Linked DNA regions of Homo sapiens: all the other regions are linked to region 2. A link is an interaction called in ENCODE POLR2A ChIA-PET data of the cell type or tissue named here. Cell type or tissue: A673. All regions are shown on one strand.

Region 1 (8,000 bases), 100 kb before region 2:
ATATTTTTTTTTTTTTGAGACGGAGTCTTGCTCTGTCATCCAGGCTGAAGTGCAGTGGTGCGATCTCGGCTCACTGCAAGCTCCGCCTCCCAGGTTCGCACCATTCTCCTGCCTCAGCCTCCCAAGTAGCTGGGACTACAGGCGCCCACCACCACGCCTGGCTAATTTTTTATATTTTTAGTAGAGATGGGGTTTCGCCATGTCAGCCAGGATGGTCTCGATCTCCTGACCGCATGATCCACCCGCCTCGGCCTCCCAAAGTGCTGGGATTACAGGCATGAGCCACCGCACCTGGCCTCTTTTTTTCTTTTTTTGAGACAGAATCTCACTCTGTCACCCAGGCTGGAGTGCAGTGGCACGATCTCGGCTCACTGCAACCTCCGCCTCCCAGGTTCAAGTGATTCTTGTGCCTCAGCCTCCTGAATAGCTGGGACTACAGGTGTAAGCCACCATGCCCAGCTAATTTTTGTATCTTTAGTAGAGATGGGGTTTCACCATTTTGGCCAGGATGGTCTCGATCTATTGACCTCGTGATCTGCCCACCTCGGTCTCCCAAAGTGCTGGGAATTACAGGCGTGAGCCACCAGGCCTGGCCTTTTAAAAAATATTTAATTTATTTATTTATTTGAGACAAGGTCTGTCTCTGTCGCCCAGGCTAGAGCACGGTGATGTGATCTCAGTTCACTGTATCCTTGACCTCCCAGGCTCAAGTGATCCTTTTACCTCAACTTCTCGAGTAGCTGGGACTACAAGTGCATGCCACCACACCCGGCTAATTTTTTACATTTTCTGTAGAGATGGCAGTCTCAGTATGTTGACCAGGCTGGTCTCAAAGCGATCCTCCTGTCTTGGCCTCCCAAAGTGCTGGGATTACAGGTGTGAGCTACTGCACCTGGCATATAATTATACATTAATCCCCACTTTCTCACTCTCCAGAAGCAACCACTATTGTGAACTTGGGGTATATCATTCTAGTTCAATTTATGTTCTTTTATATCTCATTATGTTGTGTACTGTTCATCTTGTAAATAAATTGTATACTAATCTATTACATTTAAAACAACAATGTGCTGAGACTTGCTTTTGTCAGCTTTTTTTTACATTTATATTTTCTCACGAAATAAGCATAGAGGAAAGCACAAAAACCATTATGTACAGTTTGTCAAGTAATAGTAAGCTGAACACCTAGGTACATACCACCCAGGTCATGAAATTAATCACTGCCAGAGCCCAGAATCCTGGAACATGCAGACTCTCAGCCTTGGCCTCCTTCTTTCCCCCAGACGTAACCACAGCCTTGCTTTTCTGGTAATTTAGTTGCTTTTCTTTGTAGTTTTACCACTTATATTTATTTTTCCTGGTTTGGATCTTTTATTTTTAAAGTTATGTATGAACATAATTATTTTTATTTATTTATTTATTTATTTTTTGAGATGGAGTCTTGCTCTGTTGCCTAGGCTGGAGTGCAATGGTGCCATCTCAGTTCACTGCAACCTCCACCTCCTGGGTTCAAGTGATTCTCCTGCCTCAGCCTCCTGAGTAGCTGGAATTACAAGCGCATGCCACCACGCCAATTTTTGTATTTTTAGTAGAGACAGGGTTTCACCATGTTGACCAGGCTGGTCTCGAACTCCTGACCTCAGATGATCTGCCCGCCTCAGCCTTCCAAAGTGCTGAGATTATAGGCGTGAGCCACAGCACCTGGCTGAACATAATTATTAATATAAATTATACACACACACACACACACACACACATATATATATACATGTCTATCTGTCTTCCTGTAGTTGGTATTATAGCTCCATATTAGACTCAGCCATTGTTACATGTGACTATAATTCATTCATTTCGCTGCTGTGACATTCTTTTTTTTTTTTTTTCTGTTGCCCTGTCTAGAGTGCCACGGCATAATCACAGCTCAGAGCAGCCTTGATCTCCCGAGCTCAAGCAATCCTTTCAATGCAGCCTCCTGAGGAGCTGAACTACAAGTGTGTGCCATCCTGCCTGGTTGATTTTGTTTTATTTTAGGAGGTGAGATATGGCTGGGCGCCATGGCTCTTGCCTGTAATCCCAGCACTTTGGGAGGCCAAGGCAGGCAAATCACTTGAGGTCACTTGAGTTTGACATCTGCCCAGCCAACATGGTGTAACTCCATCTCTACAAAAAATACAACAAAAAAATTAACCAGGCGTGGTGGCACGCGCTTGTGGTCCCAGCTACTTGGGAGGCTGAGGCAGCAGAATCACTTGAACCCACGAGGTGGAGGCTGCAGTGAGCCAAGATCAGACCACTGTACTCCAGCCTGGGTGACAGACCAAAACTCTGTCTCAAAAAAAAAAAAAAAAAAAGAAAGAAAGAAAAGAAAGAAAGACAGGGTCTTGCTCTGTTGCCCAGGCTGTAGTGCAGTGGCACCATCATGGCTCACTGCAGCCTTGGCCTCCTGGGTTCAAGCCATCCTCCCACCTCAGCCTCCCAAAGCACTGGGATGACAGGCGTGAGCCACAGAACCCAGCCATAGCGCCTAACATCTTGAGTGATGAATGAGATCCACATTATTTGTTACTGTCTCTAGATTAAGGAAAACCAGTTAATTATTTGATTTAGGAACTGGCATGATCCACCCCAAATAATTTACATGATAAGTGTGCCCTGGTGCATGCATCTTTGTCATCTCAGCCACTCTGGAGGCTGAGGCAGGAGGACAGCTTCAGCCCAGGAGTTTGAGGCCAGCCTGGACAACATAGCAAGAGCCTGTGTCTTAAAAACAACAACAACAACAAAAAAAACTAATATGGCGGGGTGCAGTGGCTCATGCCTGTAATCCCAGCACTTTGGGAGGCTGAGGCGGGAGGATCACCTGAGGTCAGGAGTTTGAGACCAGCCTGGCCAACATGGTAAAACCCCGTTTTTACTAAAAATACAAAAAAATTAGCCAGGCATAGTGGTGGGCTCCTGTAATCCCAGCTACTTGGGAGGTTGAGGCAGGAGAATCACTTGAACCCAGGAGGCGGAGGTTGCAGTGAGCGGAGATTGTGCCACTGCACTCTAGCCTGGGCAACAAGAGTGAAACTCCGTTTCAAAAAAAAAAAACAAAAACAAAACAAAAAACGAATATATCATGGCCGGACAGGACGGCTCATGCCTTTGGGAGGATGAAGCGGATGGATCACTTAAGGTCAGGAGTTCAAGACCAGCCTGGCCAACATGGTGAAACCCTGTCTCTACTAAAAATACAAAAATTAGCCGGGTGTGGTGGTGGGCGCCTGTAATCCCAGCTACTTGGGAAGCTAAGGCAGGAGAATTGCTTGAACCCAGGAGGCGGAGGTTGTAGTGAGCCGAGATCGTGCCACTGCACTGCAGCCTGGGCAACAGAGTGAGACTGAAAAAAAAAAAACGCCGGGCATGATGGCTCACACCTGTAATCTCAGTACTTTAGAAGGCTGAAGCGGGCAGATCACCTGAGGTCAGGAGTTCAAGAACAGCCTGGCCAACATAGTGAAACCTTGTCTCTACTAAAAATACAAAAAATTAACCAGGCGTGATGGTGGCGCCTGTAGTCCCAGCTACTTGGGAGGCTGAGGCAGGAGAATCGCTTGAACTCAGGAGGCAGAGGTTGCAGTGAGCCGAGATCGTGCCACTGCACTCCAGCCTGGGCAACAGAGCGAGACTCCAACTCAAAAAAAAAAAAAAAAGTGTCCTAGCAATGTAATTATATCAAAGAATTTAGATGAACGGTAACTCCAAAACTGTAAGTACTTCCCGTGATAGAGCCATGAGGCAATAGAAAGGATGTTTCAAACTTATTAGCATCTTTAAAGGAGCTGCCAAATTCATGTGCTTCTTTCTGGAGAGGGGTTAAATTGAGAAGTGTATTGTATTTCAGTTTGGTTCATTTAACATCTGCCAATGCCAGCATGTTGTCTGGTTAGGGAAATGTTATATATAAGTAATTGCTATAGCATGTGGTTGAGACCGTGTGTCTTCCTGCGGTTTAGGCTTCTCACTGGCATCCTAAAACAATTCCAATCTCCAACCACGGGACTTTGTCTGCTTTGAGCAAGGCAGTAGCCTCAGCACTTAGCGTGGCTCCCGGCACTCAATAAATATGTATCGAGTGGGTGAATATTTAGTGTACTTGTCATTTGCCTGAATGACATCCGATCCCCTCCTTACCCTTCCGCCTGCTCTGCTCCGTTTCCCAAGGTGATGAACACGCAGACTGAGCTTTCCAGCCTTCCTGCTGGGCTCAGTCAATGGAAGGCACTGGTGGGAGGCTGGAAGGCAGGAGGGGAAGCTGGGGTATTTCTGCCCTCTCTTTGTGTTGGGCATCATCTCCAGTAGCATCTTTGGCTGAAATGGCTGCACAGGCTTCATCCAGGTGACTTTTTTTTTTTTTTTTTTTTTTGAGACAGAGTCTTGCTCTGTCGCCCAGGCTGGAGTGCAGTGGTGCAATCTCAGCTCACTGCAAGCTCCGCCTCCCGGGTTCACGCCATTTTCCTGCCTCAGCCTCCTGAGTAGCTGGGACTACAGGTGCCCGCCACCACGCCCGGCTAATTTTGTGTATTTTTAGTAGAGACGGGGTTTCACCATGTTAGCCATGATGGTCTCGATTTCCTAACCTCGTGATCCGCCCGCCTCAGCCTCCCAAAGTGTTGGGATTACAGGCATGAGCCACCGCGCCTGGCCTCATCCAGGTGACTTTTTTGGGGGAGGGGTTGTTTTTGAGACAGGGTCTCGCTCTGTCACCCCAGCTGGAGTGCAGGGGCACAATCACAGCTCACTACAGCCTTCAATTCCTGGGCTCAAGTCACCCTCCCACCTCAGCCTCCTGAGTAGCTGGGACTACAGGCGCATGCCACCATGCCCAGCTAATTTTTGTATCTTTTGTAGAGACACAGTTTCACCATGTTGCTCCAGGCTGGTCTCAAACTCCTGGGCTCAAGAGATCCACTCACCTCAGCCTCCCAAAGTGCTGGAATTACATACATGAGCCACTGTGCCCAGCCACACGTGGTTTTTAAGAGATTTCTGTAGGAGTTGGGATCTTCCACAATTGTGAGATCTGGTTAGACAGTCTCCATAACGCTGGGTCTCTGTGTCTGATGCTGGAGCCTGAAGTCTGCAGGGCAGGCAGCTGAGAACAGAAGATGGATGTAAAGTAGGGAAGAGCAAGAACGATCTGGAACCCATGAGCAAGAGCTGAAATCTACAAGCACAGACTGAAACCTAGGTCAGTCCTCATTGTCCCCAACTTTGATGGCATGGGTGTCCTGCAGGAAACACTGGTGCCCTTAGGCAGGGAGCTGGCTCAGGGGTCACAGCAGCCAAACAAGGATCCAGGGGCAGGTGGACCCACCGCAGGCAGGTAAAGGACAATGTTCAGGAGATGCAGAAGTGGCTGGTGACTCTGCCCCGGCCTTCCAGGCATCAGTAAGAGTATGGCTGCTGCTCTACTTCCACACACCAAATCTCATGCCACAGAAAATTGCCCTTTATGGCCCACCCAACCAGAAAAACATAGAAAAAGGAATTCTGGGAAATGCAATTCAACTAGCCAAGCTAACACATTACCAAGCCAGTGACCATGGTTTCTTGGGATAGCTTGGGGGTGACGTATCAGTGTTCTACCATGAGCAAACCTACCTGCAAGGGCTGAGAGCTGAAGGAAGCTGACAAACCTGGTTTCTCAGAAAGAAACTTTTTTGTTTTTTAGAGACAGAGTCTTGCTCTGTTGCCCAGGCTGGAGTGCAGTGGCACAATCATGGCTCACTGTAGCCTCAGACTTCTGGGCTCAAGCAATGCTCCTGCCTCAGCTTCCTGAGTAGCTGGGACTATAGGTGCACCGCAGCACACTTGGTTAAGGTTTTCCATTTTTTTGTAGCAATGAGGTCTCACCACTTTGTCCAGGTTGCTCTCAAACTCCTGGCCTCAAGCATTCCTCCTGTCTTGGCCTCCCAAAGCACTAGGATTACAGGCGTGAGCCACCCACCCAGTCTCAGAATGAAACATTTAATAGGGATTTTTGAACAAAAGCCATGTCTTGGGTGGCTGTGAGATGATGGATCCCTGCACCGTTAGCCCCCAGACCCAAGGCTTATATACCTAGGGAAAGAGTATATGTGCTTCAGAAGGAATATGTCATCAAGGTTGTTTTGACCCAAGGGCAGGATTTGCAGTAATTACTTGCTCTTCACAGTAGATAACGTAGAAATCTTAGAGGCATTCCGGCAACTGAGATTAATTAGAAGTCCACATGGTGGATAAGCTGGCAAGGTAGAGTTGCTTTAGCCTCCACAATCAGCCAACCTGCAAGTAAAAGGAAATGTAACCAAAAGTGCTTAACCAATAAGGAAAATTTACTATGTCACAGAACAATGGGTCCAATGACCTTACAGTGTTGTGAATGGCTCAGGAATGTCATTAAGGGTCAAGTTCTTTTTCTCTGCCATCTGCAGCAGGTTGGCTGTATTTCTCAGCATGTCACAGCCTCTATCACATCCTCACGTAACTATGTCCACAGCTGGGAAGGGGACTGTTTCTCTCATGAGGCTCTATTTAAGAGCAGGGGGCTGCATACAGTGGCTGATACCTGTAATCCCAGCACTTTGGGAGGCTGAAGCAGGAGGATCGCTTGAGCCCAGGAGTTCAAGGCCAGCCTAGGCAAGATAGCGAGACCCCATCTCTATAAAAATAAAAAATTAGCGGGCATAGTGGCACACGCCTGTGGTCCCACCTACTCAGGAGGCTGAGGCAGGAGGATCGCTTGTCTAAAAAGTCAAGGCTACAGTGAGCTGTGATCGCACCACTGCACTCAAGCCTGGGCAACAGAGGGAGACCATGTCTCAAAAAAAAAAAAAAATTATGAAGAATTTGAAAATGGGCCGGGCGCAAGGGCACACACCTGTAATCCCAGCACTTTGGGAGGCCGAGGGGGGTGGATCAGGTCAGGAAGCCTAAGGTCAGGTGTTCAAGACCAGCCTGGCCAACATGATGAAACCCCATTTCTACTAAAAATTAAAAATTAGCCGGGCATAGTGGCACACGCACGTAATCCCAGCTACTCGGGAGGCTGAGGTGGGAGAATCAGTTGAACCTGGGAGGTGGAGGTTGCAGTGAGCCATGATCACATTACTGAACTCCAGGCTGGGCAACAGAGGGAGACTCCAAAAAAAAAAAAAAAGAATTTTGAAATAGCAACAGGAGGGTATTAACCCAAGCACAAGGCCCTTCTGAATGCAGGGAACATCATATTAACTAGGTGTAGATTTTGAGTCCATTTAAGGGTTTCCATGTTGCTTTTTCATTACTTTTCTATGCTTTTTATGAGGGACATACGAAGCAGTTCATTCTTTTCAAAGCAGGTCCATTCTTGGTTTAGGGCTCTTTTTAAAAATTTTATTATTACCATTTTTTTTTTTGAGACAGAGTTTCGCTCTTGTTGCCCAGGCCAGAGTGCAATGGCTGCAGTGGCGCGATCTCGGCTCACCACAACCTCTGCCTCCTGGGTTCAAGAGATTCTCCTGCCTCAGCCTCCCGAGTAGCTGGGATTACAGGCATGAGCCACCATGCCGGGCTAATTTTGTATTTTTAGTAGAGACAGGGTTTCTCCATGTTGGTCAGGCTTGTCTCCAACTCCCGACCTCGGGTGATCTACCTGCCTCAGCCTCCCAAAGTGCTGGGTTTACAGGCGTGAGCCACCGCGCCCGGCTGATTCTTTTTTTTTTTTTAGACAGAGTTTCACTCTTGTCACCCAGGCTGGAGTGCAATGGTGCAATCTCAGCTCACTGCAACCTCCACCTCCTGGGTTCAAGAGGTTCTCCTGCCTCAGCCTCTCGAGTAGCTAGGATTACAGGCGCCCGCCACCATGCCCAGCTAATTTTTGTATTTTGTTTCGGCAGAGACGGGGTTTCACCATGTTGGCCAGACTGGTCTCGAACTCCTGACCTCAGGTGATCCACCCGCCTCGGCCTCCCAAAGTGCTGGGATTACAGGTGTGA
Region 2 (8,000 bases):
GTGTTTTAGTAGACACGGGGTTTCACCATGTTACCCAGGCTGGTCTCAAACTCCTGAGTTCAGGCAATCTGCTCGTCTTGGCCTCCCAAAGTGCTAGGATTACAGGCGTGAGCCAGTGTGTCAGGACTTTTTTTTTTTTGAGACACAGTTTCACTCTGTCACCCAGGCTGGAGTGCAGCTGCGCCATCTCGGCTCACTGCAACCTTAACCTTCCGGGTTCAAGCGATTCTCCTGCCTCGGCCTCCTGAGTAGCTGGGACTACAGGTGCCCACCACAATGCCCGGCTAATTTTTGTATTTTTAGTAGAGATAGGGTTTCACCATGTTGGCAAGGCTGGTCTCAAACTCCTGACTTCAGGTGATCTGCCTGCCTTGGCCTCCCAAAGTGCTGGGATTACAGGCATGAGCCACCGCACCCAGCCGGTATCTTGTTCAAAGAGGTACACTTTAAGGATAGTTGATCAAGCTGAAAATATACATAGTTTTGGAGGTTGAGGAATTCATTCATTCAACAAACATTCGTTGAGTATGTTTTATGAGCTGGGTCCTAGGACCTGAAAATAAACAGTGAAGAGGCCGGGTGCAGTGGCTCACACCTGTAATCCCAGCACTTTGGGAGGCTGAGGCGGGTGGATCACGAGGTCAGGAGATCGAGACCAACTTGGCTAACACGGTGAAACCCCGTCTGTACTAAAAATACAAAAAATTAGCCGGGTGTGATGGTGGGCGCCTGTGGTCCTAGCTACTGGGGAGGCTGAGGCAGGAGAATGGCGTGAACCCGGGAGGTGGAGCTTGCAGTGAGCCGAGATTGGTGCCACTGCACTCCAGCCTGGGCGACAGAGCGAGACTCTGTCTCAAAATAAATAAATAAATAAATAAATAAATAAATAAAATAGTGAAGAGGACGAACAAGGTTGGTCTCCTCAGACTCCTCAGAGACTTTTCCTTTTTTTTTTTTTTTTTTTTTAACAGAGACAGGGCCTAATTATGTTGCCTAGGCTGTTCTCAAACTTCTGGGCTCTCAAGTGAGCCTCCTGCCTTGGCCTCCTGTAGTGCTGGGATTAGACGGGGAATTTTCCTTTTATTGAGTGGTGTTAGACTGTGGACACGTGAGTAGTCTATTAGTTGTGACAGGTGTTCTGAATGAGAGTTTTGCGTGAGAGTAGAGGTAAACTCACCTGCTCTCAATCTGTAAGGGAGCCATCTCAGAATTTTCTCTCTTCAGGCTGGGGATGAGAGCCAACGTCTTCATTTCAGAACATCTCAGCCGCATCAGGGGGATCGTCACACTCTCTGCCATGAATAGGTGACGCGGGATGAAGAGGAGAGTTTCCTATCAAGGCTGCTGTGTTTTGTTTTTGTTTTGTAGATATGGGGTTTCACCATGTTGCCCAGGCTGGTCTCTAACTCCTGGGCTCAAGGGATCCACCCGCTTTGACCTCCCAAATTGTTGGGATTACAGGTATGAGCCACAGTGCCTGCCTAAGGTTGCTTTCTGTGTGAATCAAGGAGGCATTCAATAAATAGTTGTGGGATTAATGAATGTCATTTCAAGGAGGGTTAAAAGCCATGGACACCATCTGTAAAGGGTATTATAATTTGGTTATCCAGGAAAACAGAAAATTTCAGCAGTTATTTGAGATTTCCAGAAGGGTGAGTAGTTTTGGGATTTGGGGAGAAGGAATTGGGGTGCTGGGTTTCCATTCAACAAGTATGTTTTCCAGCCTGGCCAACACGGCAAAACCTCGTCTCTACTAAAAATACAAATATTACCTGGGTGTGGCGGTGGGTGCCTGTAATCCCAGCTACTTGGGAGGCCGAGGCAGGAGGATCGCTTGAACTCCGGAGGCAAGGCAGAGGTTGCAGTGAGCCAAGGTCGCACCACTGCACTCCATCCTGGGCGACAGAGTGAGACTCCGTCTCAAAAAAATAAAATAATAAAAAAAAAACCACAAGTATTTTTAGAGAACATGCAGGCACTTTGCTAGAGCTATATCCATGAATGAGACAGACCAGGTACTGCCCTCCAGGGCTTACAGTCTGGTGAAGGCACAGGCAACAGTAAGATGATGTGGTAATTACTGGGAGGGGGCAGGAAAGAGAGAGAGCAAAGCAGATTCCAGGAGAAACAGGAGGGAAGAAGGGCTGCGGGAATAGACTGGCATATGCAAAGGTCTAGAGGAGGAAAGAGCAGGTTTAGTCAAAGAACTCAAAATAGTTCAGCACGGTCAGACTTTGGAGTCTGGTGAGGGACAGGATGTACAAGCAAGGGGACTCAATCCATACATTCCAGGCAGGCTTCCCCAAGGCGTTCCCCTTGGGGAAAAGCTAAATTTGCCCAATCCACAGCTAGCTGTCATCGTTCTGGAGCCCAGGAGGTCAACCTCATTTTAATTAAGACACACCATTTATTGAGTCCTGTTATAGAACATTGGCTCATTCAATTGTCGGGTAACTATTTTATTATTATTATTTTTTGAGATGGAGTTTTGCTCTTGTTGCTCAGGCTGGAGTGTAATGGTGTGATTTTGGCTCACCGCAACCTTCACCTCTCGGGTTCAAGCGATTCTCCTGCCTCAGCCTCCCAAGTAGCTGGGATTGCAGGCATGCGCCACCATGCCTGGCTAATTTTGTATTTTCAGTAGAGACGGGGTTTCTCCATGTTAGTCAGGCTTGTCTCGAACTCCCGACCTCAGGTGATCTGCCTGCCTTGGCCTCCCAAAGTGCTGGAATTACAGACATGAGACACCTCGCCCGGCCTATTTTTCTTTTTCTTTCTTTCTTTCTTTCTTTCTTTTTTTGAGACGTAGTCTTGCTGTCACCCAGGCTGGAGTGCAGTAGCACGATCTAGGCTCTGCAACCTCCGCCTCCCAGGTTCAAGCATTTCTCTTGCCTCAGCCTCCCAAGTAGCTGAGATTGCAGGCATGAGCCACCATGCCCAGCTAAGTTTTATGTTTTTAGTAGAGATGGGGCTTCCCCATGTTGGCCAAGTTGGTCTCAAACTCCTGACTTCAGGGGATCTGCCTGCCTCGGCCTCCCAAAGTGCTGGGATTACAGGTGTGAGCCATCGCGCCTTGACCCTCTGGTAACTTTTTTTTTTTTGAGATGGAGTCTCGCTCTGTCACCCAGGCTGGAGTGCAGTGGCGAGATCTCGGCTCACTGCAAGCTCCGCCTCCTGGGTTCACGCCATTCTCCTGCCTCAGCCTCCTGAGTAGCTGGGACTACAGGTGCCAGCCACCACGCCCTGCTAATTTTTTGTAGAGATGGGGTTTCACCGTGTTCGCCAGGATGGTCTCCATCTCCTGACCTTGTGATCCGCCCACCTCAGCCTCCCAAAGTGCTGGGATTACAGGCGTGAGCCACTGCGCCCGGCCTCCTCTGGTAACTTTCATGTGACCCCATTTTACAGATGAGAAAACTGAGACTTAAGTTTGGACACTTTGTCCTAGGTCATGCAGCTGACTACATTTAGGAACTGCGAATGTTCATTTATGTAAATACTTCTGCTTTAGCAGTGCCTCTTCCATGAGGTAATGTGTGTAAAAGCTTTCTTGTAGTAGAGCCATATAAACACGAAGCATTGTTATTCATTTTGCTGGACTTTTGGCTCCATCCAGTTCAGCCTGCAGCATTTAGGGAGTCCAGGAAGGGGTGAGGGCAGTAATTAAAGCCTAAAGGCCCAATGGCCTGTCGGAATTCCCTGTCTATTCTGGTTCCCTCTCCGAGGCACCTCCAGATTTTATCTTCTACCAAATAGAGAGTTTGTTTCTCAGAAGTTGCAGGATGTGGGCGGTTATATAAAAAAAAAAAAAAAAAAAAAAAAAAAAGCAGCATCAACAACTACAAAAACCCCAGCAGCAGCCTAAACACAAAAGAGTCTGAATTTTGAACAAAGGGCAGGGTGAGACCTGAAAGTAAACGCTGACACATCCTCTCCCCAGCTGTGAACTGGGGGTCTGAGGGCTGCAGCAAAGGTCATCTGTCTCTATCTTTAGGCAGGAAATGCAATTCAATCCTCCCAGTGACTGATCACTTCGCAAGATTAATGGAATCATCTCCAACACTGGTCCCTGTTCCAACAGCACAAAAAGTGAATCAACCTTCTCACTTACTCAGCGAGGTCAGCGGATTCCCCGTTCTAAAAGTTCAAAACTTTTCTCCAGGAAATTTGTCCTTGACTATTCCTTTGTGGGGCGAAATCCTGCTTTCTGGGCTAAGACTGAAATGTGGTATTTGAAAGTCCGGGGACTTTTGTAGGCTTTTCATCTGTTACTACTTCAACTTTAAAATAAAATAAATGCAAAAGGCCTGATTTTCCCTGAAAGGGTTAATTGCCAGCCCTCTGAGCCCTCCCTCGGGGATCGTCAACCAATCACAATTGAGTATGATGAAGTAATGCTTAGATTTTTATTTCCATTGGTTAAAGTACTTGTCCATCAATCCAAAGAGGCAATTTTTTTTTTTTTTTTTCTTTTTTTTCTTTTTTGTTTTTTTGAGACAGAGTCTCGCTCTGTTGCCCAGGCTGGAGTGCAGTGGCGCGATCTCGGCTCACCACAACCTCCGCCTCTCGGGTACAAGCGATCTTCCTGCCTCAGCCCCGCTAGTAGCTGTGATTACAGGCACGCGCCACCACGCCCGGTTAATTTTTGTATTTTTAGTAGAGGGGGGGTTTCACCATGTTGGCCAGGCTGGTCTCAAACTTCTGACCTCAGGTGATCCACACGCCTCGGCCTCCCAAAGTGATGGGATTACAGGCGTGAGCCACCGCGCCCGCCCTAAAAAGACAAGTTTTTTAAAGAATCTTTGAACTTTCGTGACTCTTCCTGGCATTAACCCCTTAATTAACTCACCTGTTATATTCAGTGTTCCTTTCAACCCTCACAGTGGAAGAGACAGATTATAAAATGAAGAATTCGCTGGGCGCGGTGGCACACGCCTGTAGTCCCAGCACTTTGGGAGGCCGAGGCGGGTGCATCCACCTGAGGTCTGGAGTTCGAGAGCAGCCTGGCCAACATGGTGAAACCCTGCCTCTACTAAAAACACAAAAATGAGCCAGGCATGGTGGTGGGCACCTGTAATCCCAGCTACTCAGGAGGCTGAGACAGGAGAATAGCTTGTACCCGGCAGGTGGAGGTTGCAGTGAGCCGAGATCGTGGCATTGCACTCCAGCCTGGGCGACAGAGCAAGACTCCGTCTCTAAATAAATAAATAAAATGAAGAATTCTAGAGAGAAACTGAAGTCTTCCCCAAATGGCCAAGGCTTGACAGTCTATATGCATGCATTTTGGTCTTCCTTAGTCTTTTTACTCAATCTACAAAAGACTGAGGAATAAAAAGAAAAGGTCTTTGGAGACCCCAATCACGTTCTTTTTTTTTTTTTCTTTTTTTTTTTTTTTTTGAGATAAAATTTCACTCTTGTCGCCCAGGCTGGAGTACAGTGGTAGAATCTCGGCTCACTGCAACCTCCGCCTCCCAGGTTCACGGGGTTCTCCTGTCTCAGCCTCCTGAAGTAGCTGGGATTACAGGTGCCCGCCACCATGCCGAGCTAATTTTTTTGTATTTTTTTTTTAGTAGAGACAGGGTTTCACCATGTTGGCCAGGCTGGTCTTGAACTCCTGACCTCAGGTGATCCACCCGCCTCGGCCTCCCAAAGTGCTAGGATTATAGGCGTGAGCCACCGCGCCCGGCCTGGAGACCCCAATCACTTTAACAGAAATAGTATGGTCTGTTATCCTCCCAGATTAAGACTATTTCCCAAGTAAGAATATTTGTTTCAGGAGCCTGGCGCATTGGCTCACGCCTGTAATCCCAGCACTTTGGGAGACAGAGGCAGGCGGATTACCTGAGGTCAGGAGTTCGAGATCAGCCTGGCTAATGTGGTGAAACCCTGTCTCTACTAAAAATACAAAATTAGCTGGGCATGGTGGCACACGCCTGTAATCCCAGCTACTCCGGAGGCTGAGGCAGGAGGAGGCTGAGGCAAGAGAATCGCTTGAACCCGGGAGGTGGAGGTTGCAGTGAGCCGGGATCATGTCACTGTAGTCCAACCTGGGCGACAGTGAGTCTCCGTCATAAAAAAAAAAAAAAAAAGAATATTTGTTTTAAATTGCAAAACTCATACAAATATGGCAAATCTCTAACATTTGCCAACACTGGATGCTGGATACACGAGTCTTTATTTATTTTATTAATTTTTTTTGAGAGGGAGTCTCACTCTGTTGCCCAGGCTGAAGTGCAGTGGCACCATCTCGGGTCACTGCAACCTCTGCCTCCTGAGTCAAGCGATTCTCCTGCCTCAGCCTCCTGAGTAGCTGAGATTACAGATGTAACCACACCTGGCCAATTTGTGTATTTTTAGTAGAGACGGGGCTTTGCCATGGTGCCCAGGCTGGTCTCGAACCCCTGACCTCAGGTGATCTGCCTGCCTGAGCCTCCCAAAATGTTAGGATTATACGCGTGAGCCACTGCACTAGGCCCTCTTTATTTATTTTATAACTTTCATTATGTTTGAAATATTTGACAAATGTAAAAGGTCAAAATTGTTGTTAAAGACGCAAATAATATATAAATATAACCCCGTTAAAATTTTCTCCCCTCCTGTGAGGGAATCAAAGGTAGTGGTTTGCCGCGCAATTCCAAGCCTTTCTTTTTTTTTTTTTTGAGATGGAGTCTTGCTCCCGTTGGGCAGGCTGAAGTGCAGTGGCATGATCTCGGCTCATTGCAACTTCTACCTCCCAGGTTCAAGCGATTCTCCTTCCTCAGCCTCTCAAGTAGCTGGGATTACAGGCGAGCGCCACCACGCCCAGCTAATTTTTGTATCTTTAGTAGAGACAGGGTTTCGCCATGTTGGCCAGACTGGTCTCGAACTCCTGACCTCAGGTGATCCATCTGCCTCAGCCTCCCAAAGTGCTAGGATTACAGGAGTGAGCCACCGTGCCCAGTCTCCAAGCCTTTCTTATCTTTTTTTTTTTTTGGTGGGGGGGCACACATATATATATACAAATATTACTATAAATAGCTTGTTTTGACATAAATGGGTCATAATATACACTTTACTCTGTGACTTTTTAAAACCAATCGAATTTTCTATCACAACACTCAGATTTATGTAACACTTAAATAATACTTTTTTTCTTTTTCTTTTCTTTTTTTTTTTTTTTGAGACGAAGTTTCGCTCTTGTTGTCTAGGCCCCTGGGGTGCAATGGTGCGATCTCGGATCACTGCAACCTCTGACTCCCGGGTTCCAGCGATTCTCCTGTCTTAACCTCCCGAGTAGCTGGGATTACAGGCACATGCCGCCACGCCCAACAAATTTTTGGTATTTTTAGTAGAGACGGGGTTTCACCATGTTGGCCAGGCTGGTCTCCAACTCTTGACCTCAGGTGATCCGCCTGCCTCAGCCTCCCAGTGTTGGGATTACAGGCGTGAGCCACCGCGCCCAGCCTAAATAATACTTTAGAATGGCAGTTCTACAGATAGCACGTGGAAAGGGGTCCAAGATTATAGTCAGTGAAAGGCAAGATGAGAGATGGTGTGTATATTTCTTTCTTTCTTTCTTTTTTTTTTTTGAGATGGAGACTTGCTTAGTCACCCATGCTGGAGTGCAGTGGCATGATTTTGGCTCACTGCAATCTCTGCCTCCCGGGTTTAAGCAATTTTCCTGCCTCAGCCTCCTGAGTAGGTGGGATTACAGGCGCGTGTCGCCATGCCTGGCTAATTTTTGTATTTTTAGTAGAGACAGGGTCTCATCATGTTGACCAGGCTGGTCTCCAACTCCTTACCTCAAATGATCTGCCCACCTTGGCCTTCCAAAGTGGTGGGATTACAGGCATGAGCCACAGCACCTGGCTGGTGTGTATATTTCTGTGATACAATAATACAAGAAAATAAGGCTGGGCGCAGTGCCTCAGGCCTGTAATCCCAGCACTTTGGGAGGCTGAGGCGGGCAGATCACCTGAGCTCAGAAGTTCGAGACCAGCCTGGCCAACATGGCAAAACCC
Region 3 (8,000 bases), 130 kb after region 2:
GAGCGCGGCAGGCCCGCAGCCGGCCCGGGCAGGGGGCGTGTGCGGCCGAGCGAGCGCACTGGGGGCCATCGGGCACCGCGGGGACAATGTGGGCCGCCGGGCCTCGCCGTCGGGCGGGCCTGCCGGGCGCCGGCCACGGCCCGGGGCAAGTTGCCGGCGGCCGCGGGGCGCGCCGCGCCCTCCCCCGGCGCCCTCGCCCGCGGCCCACGCGCGTGCCGGCTGCCCCGGGAGCACCCGGACCCCGCGGGCGCCGGCACCTCCTGCCTCTGCGTTCGCAAAGTTGTGCCAGGACCCTCGGCTTCGGGGCTGGAGCGCTCCCGGGGCCCGTGGGCCCGACGGCCCGAGCTTTTGTCTGGGCGCCGCGCGCCCGCCGCCCGCCGTGGGCAGACGGAGACAGGAAGGGGTGCGAGCCGCGGGCCGGCGCGGGCCACCCGGAACCCGGGCGAATCCGCACGGCGGCAGCGGCGGCGGCGGCGGAGGAAGCCGCGACCCCAGATGGCAGGAGTTGGCCTCGGTGGATTCAGAAGGAAAAGCAACCTCTCTCGGGACCAGGGGGAGAAATCTGTGTGTAAAACAAAGCCCTGGGTGTGTTTACGGCGTGAATTTACTCCGGGAAGGTTCGTGTTTAGGAAGAAGGCGAAAAAAGTTGAGGTTTTACGAAGTATAATCTGCAAAATAATACTTGGAACAGGACGCAGGCCAGGTAGACCTGTCCGAGGAATTAAGAATGGGATGGATTGAGTTAGCATGTGGCATTGGACGGACTTGGGTGCATAAAACGCTTATTTATAATCCTGGTGGGATAAAGGTGTTGTGGAATGACCCAGCCAAAATGTGGTAACTTTTTTTTTTTTTCATCATTAGGTGCAATTGAGGAAGTGCTCTATAGGCTGCGCTTAAATCGTATTATACGTAGTATTAAGTGGTTTTACCTAACAGGCAGTTGATTTTTATTTTCTCAGCTTTGTTGGAGAATTTTCAGGCACGTGTGCGTTTTGAGGTGTTAGGAATCTCACGGCTCTTTCGGATTGGATTAACCCAGGGACGATTCAAGTGCTTTTGGCTTGAACTTTTATTAAGTCAGTAGCCCTACGTGTGAATGGCTCTCAAAGTCTTGTTCCATAGATCACACTTCAATTCCTGCTTTGAACATTTTCATTTCAGTTTGGAGTCTACTTAATCCTGCGACAGTTTGCCATTTCTGGGGCATTTGGTCATTCATTCGTAGGATGTCAGTATTCTGTGTCAGCTGGGCTTTGATGTCTCCACTGAGCTTTGGTGTTTCAGGATTGGGGTTCCTGTTAGCTGATTTTTGTTTGTTTTTTAAATTTGGTCATACCCTATGGCCTGTAGATACAATCTTTGACACTGCAAGACTTATTGTGTCTCTGGGCTTAAAAACATGTTTTCGGGTCCTGCCACTCCTGAGAGAAACTTCTGTTAAGAGAGGACCTGTAGGCCGTGCGCGGTGGCTCACACCTGTAATCCCAGCACTTTGGGAGGCCAACGCGGGTGGATCACTTGAGCTCAGGAGTTCGAGACCAGCCTGGCCAACATGGTGAAACCCTGTCTCTACTAAAAATACAAAAGTGAGCCCGGCGTGGTGGCCGGTGCCTTTAATCCCAGCTAATCAGGAGGCTGAGGCAGGAGAATCGCTTGAACCCAGGAGGCGGAGGTTGCGGTTGCAATGAGCCGAGATCGTGCCACTGCACTCCAGCCTGAGCGACGAGAGTGAGACTCTGTCTCAAAAAAACAAAAACAAAAACAAAAACAAACAAACCTGTATTCACTGTAGCCAAATTTTTTCTTCCTCCTTCTCACATTGGTCAAGCCGATTGTGGCACTTGTGGAGTCCTTAGCAACGACTTGAGGTTGTATTGTTAACTTTAAGATGATTTTTTTTTCCCACTCAGTGCACTGAGGGAGACGACATCTAAGCCAGGGCAGTGGGGGGCAGGCTTGTCTCGTAGTCCCAACAGAGAAGGTGTTTGTCAGCTAAGGTACCCCGTAGTTGGGGGACACTCTCCTTGCCTCCCTGCATGCTTTCCTCAACAGTTTTCTCAGCCTGAGCCTGAGAAGAGTGGCTTCCTCTGAGGACCTCGAAAGCATTTGCATCTTCCAAAGCACAGCGAGGGTCTCTGGAGTCTCCAGCTTGCAGGCTCCAGACCCAGCTCTTCTCGAAGTTTCTCTGTACCTCTGTCCCACCCTGCTGAATGGGTTTGGCACCAAAGGAGAAGATCCTTCATGAGGAGAGGTTGCCAAGTCCTGGAGTGTGGATGAACAAGTAGACTTGCCCACCTGCTGGATGAAAGGACCCGTCGGAGGGAGGCCCTGGTGGGAGGCTGCTGCTGCCCCGTCCATCTCTGTAGTTGGTGTAGCCCTCACGCCCACCCCATCAGAGTTTTGGCTGCTCCACCTTCCGAGCCTGTGTACTTCTCATCCCCACCTGAGACCTGTCGTGCTGCGCTGGCCTGTCTGCCCCATGCCTTCCCTCAGCAGCCTGGGTTTCCCCAAGTGTCACAGCCTGTGGGACAGGAGACAGGGGATGGGCCCGCGGTGAGCGAGCCATGTTGGCGGGAGACCCCTTGTGTGCTCTTTGCCGGTGTGCACCCTTGGCGGGAACTTCTCCCACAGACTTCATTTGCTTCTCTAGTACAAAATGTGTCAGAAAATTCTTCAGCTTGCTTTCCAAGTTGAAGAGGTGTCTCCTAAAGGAGGGCTTTTAGAAGAATTCTTGTTCCATCTTGTTTTTTGTTTTGAGTCAGGGTCCTGCTCTGTCACGCAGGCTGGAGTACAGTGATATGATTATAACTCATTGCAGTCTTGAACTCCTGGGCTCAAGCGATCCTCCTGCCTCAGCCTCCTGAGTAGCCAGGACTACAGGCACGCATCACCACACTCAGCTACTAATTTTTTTATTTTTTATTTATATAGAGATGGGGTCTTGATATGTTGCCCAGGCTGGTCTTGAACTTCTGGCCTCAATGATCCTCCTGTCTTGGCTTTCCAAAGTGTTGGGATTACAGGCATGAGCCACTGCGCCTGGCCAGTTTTTTTTTTTCTCTTGATGTGAAAACAGCTTCTATTATTTTTTCTATAAAAATGACTACAGGCTGGGTACAGTGGCTCATGCCGGTTATCCCAGCACTTATGGGAGGCTGAGGCAGGTGGATGGCTTGAGCTCGGGTGTTTGGGACCAGCCTGGGCAACATGGTGAAATCCCATCTACAAAAAAGTACAAAAATTAGCCAGGTATGGTGTCATGCACCTGTAGTCCCAGCTACTCGGAGGCTGAGGTGGGAGAATTGCTTGAGCGCAGGAGTTCGAAGCTGCAGTGAGTAGTGATGGCCCCATTGCATTCCAGCTTGGGTGACAGAGTAAGACCCTTTCTCAAAAAAATTTTTTTAAATAAAAATAAAAATGGCTACAGCTTGTTGAAAAAATCAGGAAATTATGGAGAAGAAAATCTCTCAGAAATTTATGTGGTCATAGAACCATTGTTACCAATTATAGCTATTTTATTTTACTTTAAGTTCTCGGATACATGTGCAGAACGTGCAGGCTTGTTATATAGGTATACATGTGGCATGGTGGTTTGCTGTACCTATCAACCCATCATCTAGGTTTTAAGCCCCACATGCATTAGGTATTTGTCTTAGTGCTTTTTTTTTTTTTGAGACGGAGTCTCGCTCTGTTGTCCAGGCTGGAGTGCAGTGACGCGATCTCAGCTCACTGCAATCTCTGCTTCCTGGGTTCAAGCGATTTTTCCTGCCTCAGCCTCCTGAGTGGCTAGGACTACAGGTGTGCGCCACCATGGCTGGCTAATTTTTGTATTTTTAGTAGAGACGGGGTTTCACCATGTTGGTCAGGCTGGTCTCGAACTCCTGACCTTGTGATCCACCCGCCTTGGCCTCCCAAAGTGCTGGGATTATAGGCGTGAGCCACCACGCCTGGCCTCTTTTTTTTTTTTTTTTGCTGAGGCAGGGTCTCACTTTGTTGCACAGGCTGGAGTGCAGAGGTGCCATCACACCTGGCTAATTTTTGTGTTTTTTGTAGAGATGCAATTTTGCTGTGTTGCCCAGGCTGGGCTCGAACTCCTGGGCTCAAACGATCTGCTGCCTCAGCCTCCCAAAGTGCTGGCATTACAGGTGTGAGCTACCACACCTGGCCTATAGCTTCTTAAACAGTGAAATTTTGCCAGCCGGGCGCGGTGGCTCACGCCTGAAATCCCAACACTTTGGGAGGCTGAGACGGGCGAATCACAAGGTCAGGAGTTTGAGACCAGCCTGGCCAACATGGTGAAACCCCGTCTCTACTAAAAATACAAAAAATTAGCTGGGCATGGGGCAGATGCCTGTAATCCCAGCTACTAGGGAGGCTGAGGTAAGAGAATCGCTTGAACCTGGGAGGCAGAGGTTGCAGTGAGCTGAGATTGTGCCACTGCACTCTAGCCCAGGCAACAGTACGAGACTCCGTCTCAAAAAAAAAAAAAAAGTGAAATTTTAAGACAGGGGCCTCTGATCCTTCTTGAAAATGTATGCAAAAGTTTTGTTACTTTGTGCCTATATACATTTTTGGAGGAAGAGGTCTTTAGCTTTCCTCAGATTCTTCAGAGGTCCTCCCATCCCCTGGGCTTTCTGGTAGTTCTTGTGTTTTTAGTCTCTTGCTCCTTACTCTCTCTATATTAAAAAACCCAGAGCCTGGAGTCTACAGGCGTGTGTTAAGGGGCCTGCAACACTCTGGTAAAATCCAGCTTTTCCTGGGCTGTCCATTATGCTTGCAGATTTGAGGACAGGAATAATACTGAGATAAATACAGCTGTGTCGTGCGATACAGTACAACATTAGCATGCACAAAGAAATCGGGGGGCCTGTGGCCTTCCCTTGTGGGGCTGTCCGTGTAATGTTATTTGGAGTACTTTGGCAGAAAACTTGGGACTGTCTTAATTGTAAAAACATATAGCTACATTTTACTGTTTTTCTCACTTCTCTTGACAGTTGAAACTTGTAACTGCTCCCTTCTTGAAACTTGCCTGGCTCTTGTGATGCCACAGCCTCCTACTGCTTGTCTGGCCTTTCTGGCCATTTCTCAGCAGGTTGGTTTTCCTCACCTGCCGGTTGAATGTTTTCAGTCTTGAAGGGACTGTTGGAGTTCTCTTTTCACTCTTCCATTCCCCCTGGACATCCTCACGGACTTAACTAGTTTGAGCACCTATGCAGTGTCGGTTCCCAGGTGTGTACCTTAGCTCTGGTTCCACCTGCTTGCTGGGCAACACCTTCCTTGGCTGTCCCATGGGCCCCTTGGATTCCGCATGCCCACAGCAGTCCTTGTTTCTTCCCCTCTCCCGAGCCCCCTTGTTCTTCTGTTGCTCAAGTCGGAAACCTCAAAGTCCTCCAGAAGTCTGCTTGCATACCCCATGTTCAGCCAATCACCGGGTCTTCTAAAACTGGGTCTGCTTCTAGAGCATCTCCTGAATCATCCCCTCCTCTTCATTCCTTCCATTCCTTCTGCTCCTGCCTTCATCATCTTCAGCTGATCTCCCTGTCTTTTGTCTTGCCCACTGCCCCAAAAATATCCACTCCCCTCACTGTTGCCAGAATACAGTCATGTTGTGAAGCCTTTAACTTACTGTGATGGGTCCAGTTCCCTACTGTGGTAGATGAGGCCCTGCAGGATGAGGCTCCAGCCACTTCAGAGCTGTTTTCCAGCAGCTGTGTCGAGCTATTTGCAGTTCCTTGAATGTGTCACGCAGTTTCACATCTCTCTCTTGTTCTTCCTTCTGCCTAGAATATCCACTTCGTAACCCCACTCCCACCCCTGGCACGCAGGGTCCTGTTCTCCCTCTAAGACCCACCTTAGTCACCACCTCCTATGTTCTGGGGCGCTTTTTCCAGCCTCCCTTATCCATGATATGAGGCATCTCTTCTGGGTTAGCATGCCAGGGTCCAGGCTTTAGAGCCACTGCCTGGGTCTGTATCTCAGCTTTCTCATTCATTGATAGTATGACATCGGGCGGATGACTTAACTGTGCCATGTCTCAGTTTCCTCACTTGTAGATGGAGATAATAGTAATTCCTTCCTCATAGATTATTGATACAGAGTGTGGTGGTTCACGCCGGTAATCCTAAAGCTTTGGGAGCCTGAGGTGGTAGGATTGCTTGAGGCTAGGAGTCCAAGACCAGCCTGGGTTACATAGCAAGACCCCATCCCTACCAGAAAAACAAAAAAGATTGTTGATACAGATATTGATGAATGACTAGCACTTAAGTAAGTGTTACCTTTTGGCCAGGTTCGATGGCTCACACCTGTAATCCTAGCACTTTGGGAGGCCAAGTCGGTCGGGTCACTTGAACCCAGAAGATCGAGACCAGCCTGTGTGACATAGTGGGACTCCGTCGCTCAAAAAAAAGAAAAAGAAAATAAAAATTAGCTGGTGTGGTGGCACATGCCTGTATCTCGGCTACTAAGGAGGCTGACGTGGGAGGATCACCTGAGCCCTGGGAAGTCGAGGCTGCGGTTAGCTGAGATCACGCCACTGCACTCCAGCCTGGGTGACAGAGCGAGACCCTGTCTCAAAAACAGCTCTGCCACTGGAGTGCAGGGGCACGATCTTGGCTTACTGGAACCTCCACCTCCTGGTTTAAGTGATTCTCCTGCCTCAACCTAGATGTTAGTTTTTAATGTCATCATAATGATGTTGCATTGCATTTATGTGGTTGCATGTCTTTCTTTTTCCAGAGTGTAATGCCTTTCAGACTAGGGGACACATTTTACTCATTTCTGTAGTTCTAGCACTTAGCATCAAATCAGATACATAATTCACAGCCAGGAAACACTTGGGTTGGTGGATTTGTGAATTAGGGGGTTAATGAATGAGTCTCCAGTGCAAATTACATACTTTATTAGTTAGTGATGTTAAGCATCTTTTCATGTGCTTACTGGCCATTTGTAGATCTTTTTTGGAGAAATAGCTATTTAAATCCTTTGCCCATTTAAAAATTACCTATTCATCTCTTTATTATTGAGTTGTCGGAGTTCTTTGTATATTCTAAGTACTAACTGCTTGCTAGATACATGATTTACAAATATTTTCTCCCATTCTGTGGGCCTTTGCACATGATAGTGCCCTTTAAAGCACCAAAGTTTTTTTTTTTTTTTCTGAGATGGAGTTTCACTCTTGTTGCCCAGGCTGGAGTGCAATGGTGTGATCTTGGCTCACTGCAACCTCTGCCTCCTGGGTTCAAGCGATTCTCTTGCCTCAGCCTCCTGAGTAGCTGGGATTACAGGCATGTGCAACCACACCTGGCTAATTTTGTATTTTTAGTAGAGATGGGGTTTCTCCATGCTTGTGAGGCTGGTCTCCAACTCCCAACCTCAGGTGATCCTCCCGCCTTGGCCTCCCAAACTGCTGGGATCACAGGCGTGAGCCACCATGCCCAGCAAAAGTTTTTAATTTTGATGAAGTCGAATTTATCTTTTTTTTGACACCTGTGCTTTTGGTGTCATATCAGAGAAACCCTTGCCTAATTCAAAGTCATAAAGATTTACACTTGTGTTTTCTTCTAAGAGGTTTATAATTTTAGCTGTGTGTTTAGGTCTTTGATCCATTTTTGAGTTAATTTGTATATGTGGTGTGAGGTAGGGGTCTATCTTTGTTCTTTTGCTTGTGGATAGCTATTCGTCCCAGCACCATACGTTGAAAAGACCATTCTTTACCCAACTGAATTGCCTTGGCATCCTTATTAAAAATCATTTGGTCAAAATATGACTTTATTTCTGGACTCTCAATTCTGTTTCATTGATCTATAGGTCTGTCTTTATGCCACTACCATCACAGCCTTGTTTATTGTAGCTTTGTAGTGAGTTTTGAAATCAGAAAGTGTGTGTCTTTTTTTTTTTTTTTTTTGAGGCAGAGTCTCGCTCTGTTGCCAGGCTGGAGTGCAGTGGTGTGATCTTGGCTCACTACAACCTCTGCCTCCCGGGTTCAAGTGAATCTCCTG

The links. ChIA-PET counts read pairs that join two places held together with the same protein. Peaks named below come from ENCODE experiments on the same cell type or tissue, not always from the same donor. Only the 100,000 strongest peaks of a DNase experiment are listed, where the experiment ranks them.
Region 1: POLR2A ChIA-PET joins it to region 2 with 14 read pairs; 15 of 35 experiments call an interaction of 5 or more read pairs at or near these places.
Region 3: POLR2A ChIA-PET joins it to region 2 with 15 read pairs; 8 of 35 experiments call an interaction of 5 or more read pairs at or near these places.

The regions. Positions count from the first base shown.
Region 1 is chr12:121,687,377-121,695,376 of GRCh38, reverse strand. It overlaps LOC105370034 (a long non-coding RNA gene), which reads right to left. Exons shown (of 3, transcript XR_001749356.2): 2 at 6,106-6,309; 3 at 4,675-5,137. Among named protein-coding and RNA genes, the nearest start is that of TMEM120B, 21 kb to the left of the region's middle. RefSeq lists an enhancer at 7,423-8,000. In A673, no CTCF peak of the experiment used is centred here; a DNase peak (open chromatin) is centred at 4,006; H3K4me3 peaks cover 187 bases; H3K27ac peaks cover 383 bases.
Region 2 is chr12:121,586,725-121,594,724 of GRCh38, reverse strand. KDM2B-DT (KDM2B divergent transcript) reads right to left here. Exons shown (of 4, transcript NR_183427.1): 2 at 1,178-1,292. Among named protein-coding and RNA genes, the nearest start is that of KDM2B, 9.7 kb to the right of the region's middle. RefSeq lists enhancers at 2,136-2,951, 2,952-3,767. In A673, no CTCF peak of the experiment used is centred here; a DNase peak (open chromatin) is centred at 4,364.
Region 3 is chr12:121,458,991-121,466,990 of GRCh38, reverse strand. All of the region lies in intron 12 of KDM2B (lysine demethylase 2B), which reads left to right. Among named protein-coding and RNA genes, the nearest start is that of MIR7107, 19 kb to the right of the region's middle. RefSeq lists a silencer at 275-324. In A673, no CTCF peak of the experiment used is centred here; no DNase peak of the experiment used is centred here; H3K4me3 peaks cover 1,168 bases; H3K27ac peaks cover 573 bases.